Linked DNA regions of Homo sapiens: region 2 is linked to region 1. A link is an interaction called in ENCODE POLR2A ChIA-PET data of the cell type or tissue named here. Cell type or tissue: PC-9. All regions are shown on one strand.

The links. ChIA-PET counts read pairs that join two places held together with the same protein. Peaks named below come from ENCODE experiments on the same cell type or tissue, not always from the same donor. Only the 100,000 strongest peaks of a DNase experiment are listed, where the experiment ranks them.
Region 2: POLR2A ChIA-PET joins it to region 1 with 7 read pairs; 2 of 35 experiments call an interaction of 5 or more read pairs at or near these places.

The regions. Positions count from the first base shown.
Region 1 is chr19:43,437,468-43,441,467 of GRCh38, reverse strand. No RefSeq gene overlaps it. Among named protein-coding and RNA genes, the nearest start is that of TEX101, 25 kb to the right of the region's middle. In PC-9, no CTCF peak of the experiment used is centred here; DNase peaks (open chromatin) are centred at 2,167, 2,767 and 2,927; H3K4me3 peaks cover 471 bases; H3K27ac peaks cover 2,372 bases.
Region 2 is chr19:43,019,985-43,023,984 of GRCh38, reverse strand. The region is part of intron 2 of PSG11 (pregnancy specific beta-1-glycoprotein 11); the gene reads left to right. Among named protein-coding and RNA genes, the nearest start is that of PSG11, 4.5 kb to the left of the region's middle. In PC-9, no CTCF peak of the experiment used is centred here; DNase peaks (open chromatin) are centred at 1,664 and 2,164; H3K27ac peaks cover 946 bases.

The sequences.
Region 1 (4,000 bases):
AACCAATTTTTGTTTCTTTTAGAGAGCCTCTCGCTGTTTGTTATCTAGGTTGACAACTAATTTAATCACAATAAAATCCACACTCCAAGCTAGGAGTGGCCTGTGCCTGTAGTCTCAGCTACGTGGGAGGCTAAGACAGGAGAATAGCTTGAGCCCAGGAGGTTGAGGCTGCAGTGAGCCATGATTGTGCCACTATACTCCAGCCTGGGCGATAGAGCAAGACCCTGCCTTAAAAAAAAAAATGGCTGGACACGGTGGCTCACGCCTGTAATCTCAGCACTTTGGGAGGCTGAGGTGGGTGGAGTACTTGCGTTCAGGAGTTCGAGACCAGCCTGGGCAATATGGCAAAACCCTGTCTCTACTAAAAATACAAAAAATTAGCCGGGCATGGTGGTGCATGCCTGTAATCCCAGCTACTCTGGAGGCTGAGGCAGGAGAATCACTTGAACCCAGGAGATGGAGGTTGCAGTGAGCCAAGATCGCGCCACTGCACTCCAACCTGGGTGACAGAGCAAGACTCTGTCTCTAAACAAAAACATAAACAAACAAAAAACTTCCTAAATCCATTATCCCCATACTCTGATCTGTGCCTGCCTCTTAGATGCCGCCTCCTGCCATTCTGCCACTTGCCTCTTCTTGCCAGCCTTCTTTCCATTGCTCACACACACCAATCTCATGCCCGCTTCTACACCTTGGCACCACCATTCCCTCTGCTGGGAAAACCTCCCTCATGGTCTCTTCATTCACACGTGGCTGGGATGTCATCTCCTTTTGGTGGGCGTCCCTGACTACCTTATCGAAAGCAGTATCTCCTCTCCCCATCACAGCCTCCGTCCTTTAGTCAGTTGTGCTTCTCTTCAGAGCACTTACTTCTCTCTACCTGACTTCATATCGTAGATCTGTTTGCTTTTTATGCATATGGAACTTTCTCTTGGTCACTGTTTTGGTTTTTTACAGACAGGGTATTGCTCTGTTGCCCAGGCTGGAATGTAGTGGTGTGATCATAGCTCACTTCAGCCTCAATCTCCTGGGCTTAGGTGATCCTCTCACCTTGACCTCCCAAAGTGCTGGAACTATGGGCATGAGCTACCACCCCTGGCTAATTTTTAATTTTTTTTTTCTTCTTTTTGAGATGGAGTTTCGCTCTCGCCTCCAGGCTGGAGTGCATTGGCGCGATCTCGGCTCACCGCAACCTCGGCCTCCCAGGTTCTTAATTTTTTTTTTTTTTTTTTTTTTTAGAGATGGGGTCTTGCTATGTTACCCAGGCTGGCTTTCAATTCCTGGGCTCAATCAATCCTCCCACCTTGGCCTCCCAAAGTGCTGGGGTTACAGGCGTGAGCCATCATGCCTAGTCTGTCTTGGTCATTGTTGTCTCTTTCTCACACAGAGCAAGAGGAACCCCATAAACTGTTGTTTCCTGAATGATGGAACCATCTTGTTGGGTTAGACCTGCTCTTATCCCATTTTATAGATGAGAGATCTAAGGCTCAGGGAAGTTAAGTCACTCAGCTGACAGGTAATGGAGATGGGTTTCAAATCCAAGCAGGCTAGCTTCAGGATTTGGCTGAGCAGCTGCAGGTTTCTTGTATTGGTTAGTTACAATAATGCTGTGTAACAAACCACCCCAAAGCTCAGTAGCATGTTTTTTTAGCTTCTGAGTTTGTGGGTAGGGCATTTAGCTAGGCTTGGCTGGATGGTTCTTCTGGGTCATCTGTACCTTCTCATATGTCTGGAACTCAGCTGTCAGCTATTCCAGGTTGGTCTGCAACAGGTTGGTCTGCAAAACCAATCACGGCGGTTTTGCTTCAAGATGGCGTCACTCTTGACATGCAACAGGCTGCTTTCCCATACACGGCCAAGCCCAGAGTCCTCTCATCAGCTCAAAGTTCTTGGGCTCTGCTTCCAGGTAGGAGAGTCAGAGGCCGTTTAGGGGAGGACCTCAGGGAGCTCCCTTGTATGGCTTCTTTAAAGGACGCTCCCAGGTTCAGGATGCACAGGGTTTTGGCGGCGGGGGCCGGGGTGGAGGCGGCGGGGGGGGGGGGGGCGGGGTAGGGGGTGGGGAGAACGGAAATGAAGTAGGAGAGAGTAGTCAAGCAAAGAAGCTGTTGTGTCTGCATTTGCCATTTGGGTGTGGTTGTCTAGAGGAAGTTGGCAGGAAGCTTTGAAGGCATTCACATTTGCTGGTTGATGAGAAGTGAATGATTTGATGTTATTTGCTCTTAGTCATTGCATTATTTGCTCTTAGTCACTGCATTATCAGTTTTTGTTTTTGTTTTTTTAAATATATGTATGTATCTTTTCATTATATGTCTATGTTTTCTTAATTAATCTTAATCTTTCTTAATCTTAAAATGAAGATTTGCCTTTAGCTCCGTTAAGCATTGATTTGTAAATAAAGGTGCAGATAATGAGGGTTTCATGCATCTCAAGACCTTTGGAGCTCATTTCAAAATCTTTTCTCGTGTGCGCCTCATAGACCTGGATTCCATCCTGGTTCCATGTACGTGATTTGCAGAAGCCACTTAATTGTCATGACAGCTCTATGAAGCCAGACTGTGATTATTGCCATTTTATAAGCCAGGGAAATTTAGTGGTTTGTACAAACCAGTTTCCCAGGATTTTGGCTGCTTGTGAAAAATAACCAGACCCAGATGATTCCAGATGATTTCCCTGAGTAGAATGGGCTGGCTGGGCTGTCACCGGCAGATTAGAGACAGCTGTCTTGGCATGAGGGCCTGAGCCAGGGATCCCAGCTGGGTCTCATCTCTCCAGCATCACAGTAGAGGGCTGGTCTGGTCTGCAGCTGTCATTCTTACCGTTACTGTGGGTGTGGGCGTTTCCTGGTTCCTGATCTTCTGGAGTAACCTCCCTACCCTCAGGGCTCTTGGGCTTGGAGTGCCTTATATCTGTAATAGCAACGATGCTTTTACAGTTGGTGAACCCCAATACATAGATAGACAGATGGATATATAACTCAAACTCTCCGATAAGCATCTTTCAACCTTCCCTCTGAGTCATCATTAAGGACCTTTGGGTTTTTTCCCCTGTAGAGGCAATATTTGAGAGATTTATTGTTCCTGAGGATGCATTTGGAATGTTGGTTAATCGCCCAGGCTGGAGTGCACTGGTACCATCATGGCTCACTGCAGCCTTGACCTGCTGGGCTCAAGTGATCCTCCTGCCTCAGCCTCCTAAGTAGCTGAGACTATAGGCATGCACCACCATGCCCAGCTAATTTTTAAAATTATTTTTATTTTATTTATTAAAAAAATAGAAATGGGGTCTCGCCGTGTTACCCAGACTGGTCTTGAACTCCTAGGCTCAAGCAATACTCCTGCCTTGGCCTCCCAAAGTGCTGGGATTACAGGCATGAGCCACCATGCCTGGCTAATTTTAAAATTTTTTTCTAGAGTTGGGGGTCTCACTATGCTGCCCAGGTTGGTCTTGAAATCCTGGGTTCAAGCAATCCTGCTGCTTCTGCCTCCCAAAGTGCTGGGAGTACAGGCATGGGTCACCATGCCCAGCCCTAATAAGCATTTATTGATTTATCGATTGACGTGGACCGGGGCTGCTGTAGTCATCTGGAAGCTCAATTGGAGCTGGAGGATCTGCTTCTAAGATGGCTCCTTCACATGACTGGCAGGCTGTGCCTGCTGTTGGTAGAAGGCTTCAGTTCCTCAGCCCCATTGGCCTTTCTGAAGGCTGCCTTGTAGGGGCCAGCCCTACGGGGCTTAGCGGGTGTTCTCCCCATGTGCGGAGACGAGAGATTGTAATAAATAAAGACACAAGACAAAGAGATAAAGAGAAAACAGCTGGGCCCAGGGGACCACTACCATCAAGACGTGGACACCGGCAGCGGCCCCAAAAGGCTGGGCTCGCTGATATTTATTGCGTAGAAGACAAGGGGGCAGGGTAAGGAGGGTGAATCTTCTAAGTGATTGACAAGGTGAAGCAAGTCACGTGATCATAGGACGGGGGCCCTTCCCTCTTGGGTAGCCTA
Region 2 (4,000 bases), 420 kb after region 1:
AAGATGTACCTGGTAGCAGCTTGTCCACAGGGATCTGACGTAAAGGTGCTTTCTCATGGAAGCAAATTAATAATAAATGCTGCTTGTGTGAACACCTCCACTGTGCCAAGCATTAGGTCAGGTGACTGTGAATAATTTAACATTTATTCACAGATAGCATGAAAAGCCACAGTCCATTTGCCATTTAACTTATCTGATTGAGAGAAAACTGAGGCACAGGAAGGCACAGTCACTGAATCAGAGTCACACAAACGCAAAGGGGAGATCAGGGTCACATGAGGTCTGTCTGCAGCCACAGGCCCATCCTCTCCTCCACCAGAAGTGAGGGCTTACTGGGTTCCAAGCACCCCATAGTCATTTATTGGCTCAAATCCTCTCTTCTTAGGCATCCAAACCTCAGAGGAGTGAGAGCAAATGGTCAGCTGATTAGTCTATACTCCAGAACTAAATCACCTGCTTCAACCATCAAAGTCAGTGCAAAAAAAATGTCCAGGCCTCCCCCTCAGATCTTAACCCCCATCACTGAACCTGAAACTCTGTGTTTCCCAAAGTGTCCATGTCACTGTCATGAGAGGATCAAGGAGAGGACCTTGTTTTCTTTCCCCACTCACTCCCTACACCAGCACAGGCCCAGCGAGAGACACACACTCAGGAGCTCTCACATAACAAATGAAGGAATGGAATGAAGAAATGAATGATCCAAAACCTCTTTAGAGACTGGATCTTGAATGCAGAATCCTAGGAGGTTCTAGCCACACCTGTCCCTTGTCCTTCAGAGGCTGACACCCATGTTTCATCCCCCCACTACCTCTTGCCCCTAAAGCCACCCCACCTCATGTAACTCTGAAGCTCTTTGGCCACCAGAGGGTTCTCGGGGCTCCTTGGTCCTGGACTGTGGAACTGGGGGCAGCTGGTTCCTGGGGGCTCTGAAGTCAGTGTCTCCCTCACTGCTCACTGCCATGGTGTCTCTGCCTCTCTCTGCTTCTCTGTGTCCCTCATCTTCCTCCCACTTCATTCTGACTGGCAAGCCCTGTCCTGCACAGCTTCTTCCCCCACCCCTAGGCCTTCCCCAGACACTCCCTCTAACTAGGCTGGCTGTTCTATTCCCTTCCCGCTAACACTGTGGCCTGGCCCACCTCCCAGGAAATAGGAAAGGTGCAGAAATCACCTGGAGTTGCCACTCCTGCCAGGCTTCATCTCGAGCCAATGTCCCCAGGTCACTAAGAGAATGAGCTTCCACTGTATTCCCATCAAGGGCTCTTCCCCTTTGTGAGGCTGACCTGTGGACAAGACCATGGGACAGGGATAGGAAGTCCCTCCAACCACTCTTATCATTGTCAGACAAGTTCTTCTGGCCTCCTGCACACACACACACAAACACACAAATTTATTGAAATGGTGATTTTTAGTAAAGAAAGATTTTAATGACTCCAAGTCTGCCAAACAGGAGGACAGAGGTTTATTATTACTGAAATCAGCCTCCCCAGTGGATCAGGGCTTAGAGATTTTCAAGGATAGTTTCAGGGGCACAGGACTAAAAAATGAGTACTGCTGATTGTTGGTGATGGAATCATGCGGGCGGAGGGAAATGATCTGTTTGTGCTTGAATCTGCCTCTAGGTAGGGACCACATGACGGGCTGAGCCATTAGTCATAGGTATGGATGAGGTCAGCTGGTTGCCAGAATGCAAAAGAATGAGAAGCATCTCAAAAGACCAATCTCACGTTCTACAATAGTGATGTTATCTATAGGAGCAATTAGTTACAAATTTTGTAAACCCTTGCCAAATGACATTGCAGCAGTCAGGGATTATAGAAACTGTGCATACATTTTAGCAGAATTCAGTTCCCTCTTATAATCTAAATCTCATGGTCTTTCACTAGTTTGACAAAGGCAGTCCCTGGGCAAAGTAAGGGTGTTAGTTTTATGGAGGAACTATTATCATTCTTGCTTCAAAGTTAAACCATAAACTAAATTTCTCCCAAGGTTAGCCTTGTCTATGTGCAGGAATGAGTGAGGACAGCCAGCCTGAGACTAGATGCCAGATGGAGTCAGCCATGCTAGTTTGCTGTCACTGTTGTAATCTCTGCACTGACTCACCAGGGTGTCAGAGGCTGGACAGGCCTGCAGTCTCCAAAGCCCATGAGCTCATTTCACCTGTTTCACTCATGACTCCATCGTCAACGTGCTATGGAGCTTACATTCTCTGATCACTTCCTAGAGACTTCTGGCTTCGTGTCAGGCATATGACAAGCTTGAAATTTGTCACTCGGTTCTAACACTAAGTAAAAAGCTGAACAAACTCAAAAGTCAACAACTCATTAAAATCCCTTTGAGATGGCTGGGCACAGTGGCTGATGCCTATAATCGCAGCACTTTGGGAGACTGGGGCAGGCACAAGGTCAGGAGATGGAGACCATCCTGGCTAACATGGTTAAAGCCCATCTGTGCTAAAAATACAAAAAATTAGCTGGGCATGGTGGTGGGCACCTGTAGTACCAGCTACTTGGGAGGTCGAGGCAGGAGAATGGTGTGAACCCGGGAGGTGGAGCTTGCAGTGAGCTGAGATCATGCCACTGCACTCCAGCCTGGCAGAGCAAGAGTCTCTCTCAGAAAAAATAAAAATGCTGTAAGAGAAATGAAGAATTCTTTTGATGCTTACTGGTAGACTGCACACAGCTGAGGAAGGAATCCCTAGCTTGAGGATGTGTCAATAGAAATTTCCAAAACTGAAACAGGAAAGTCCAAAAAGAGTAGGGAAAAAAAGTGGATCAACATATTCAACTTCATATTTAATATTTTGTTTTGACAATAGCATTTTTAAAATTTTGTAGCTGTGGGACAACTACAAAGGCTGTAACACATACTTAAGAGGAATACTGGTGGTTTTGGGGACTAGTTGGAGGTGGCCAGGTGGGTGCTATCTGATGGTTTTACTGCCTGTGCCACATACAACTGTTTCCTCATGATGATGCCGTTTTCATAAGTTGGAGTTCTTCGTGTGGGGAGACACATGAGCCATTGGCATCTCACTTAGACTCCTTCTAATTCACACAAACTTAAACTCTAGTGGTGTTTCCTGAGCTTAACAGAAAATGAAGAAAGCATTTCACATACCTGTTTTGGGGTCCTCCCCATTTTTCCTAACTGCACAGAAATTAGAAGCAGGAAGTTCTTTCTATATTTACTAACATAACACACATCACTTCTTTTAATTTGGCATCCTTCCTCCTTTTATGTAATTGATGCACTGACCAGTTCTGTCCTTTTAACGGGACTCTCTCTACTTAAGGAGCTGCTAATTTCAAATCACCTTTGGCATCTTTCTTTGAGCATAATGTGATCCTGCTGGAATTCATGGCACACCTAAACCTTATGTTGGTCTCAAGAGAAATACTACTACCAGCAATTGATCTTAGATGTTTAGACCATCAGTAAAAATTTCCACTTATGAAAACATTTTAATGTTTCCTCCAAATTTTTTTTTTGTTACTAGAGTCAGAACACAACATGAGGTCTAATCTCCTGACAACTTTTTATGGGATAATTACAGTATTAAATATGGAGCATCCCAAATCCAGAAATCCACAATCTGAAATGCTCCAAAACTTTACACTTCTGACCACTGATGTGATGCTAAAAAGAAGTGCTCACTGGCGCATTGTGGATTTTAAATTTTTCAGATTTGGGATGCTAAACCAGTACATGTACTGCAAATATTCCAAAATAAAAAAAATTAGAATTCCAAAACACTTTGTTTTAACCTTTCTGCATAAGAAGCACTTTATCTGTATGAACTATAGGCATGAATCTGTACAGGAGATCTCTAGAACCTCCTCGTCCTGCATAACTGAAACCGCACACCCACGGAACAACACCCAATTCCCCTGATCCCAGCTCCTGGAAACTACTATTCTACACTCTGATTCACTCTGGAATCCACTGATATCAGGTACATAGAGTAGTCAAACTCAGAATCAGAGGGTAGAATGTCTAATGA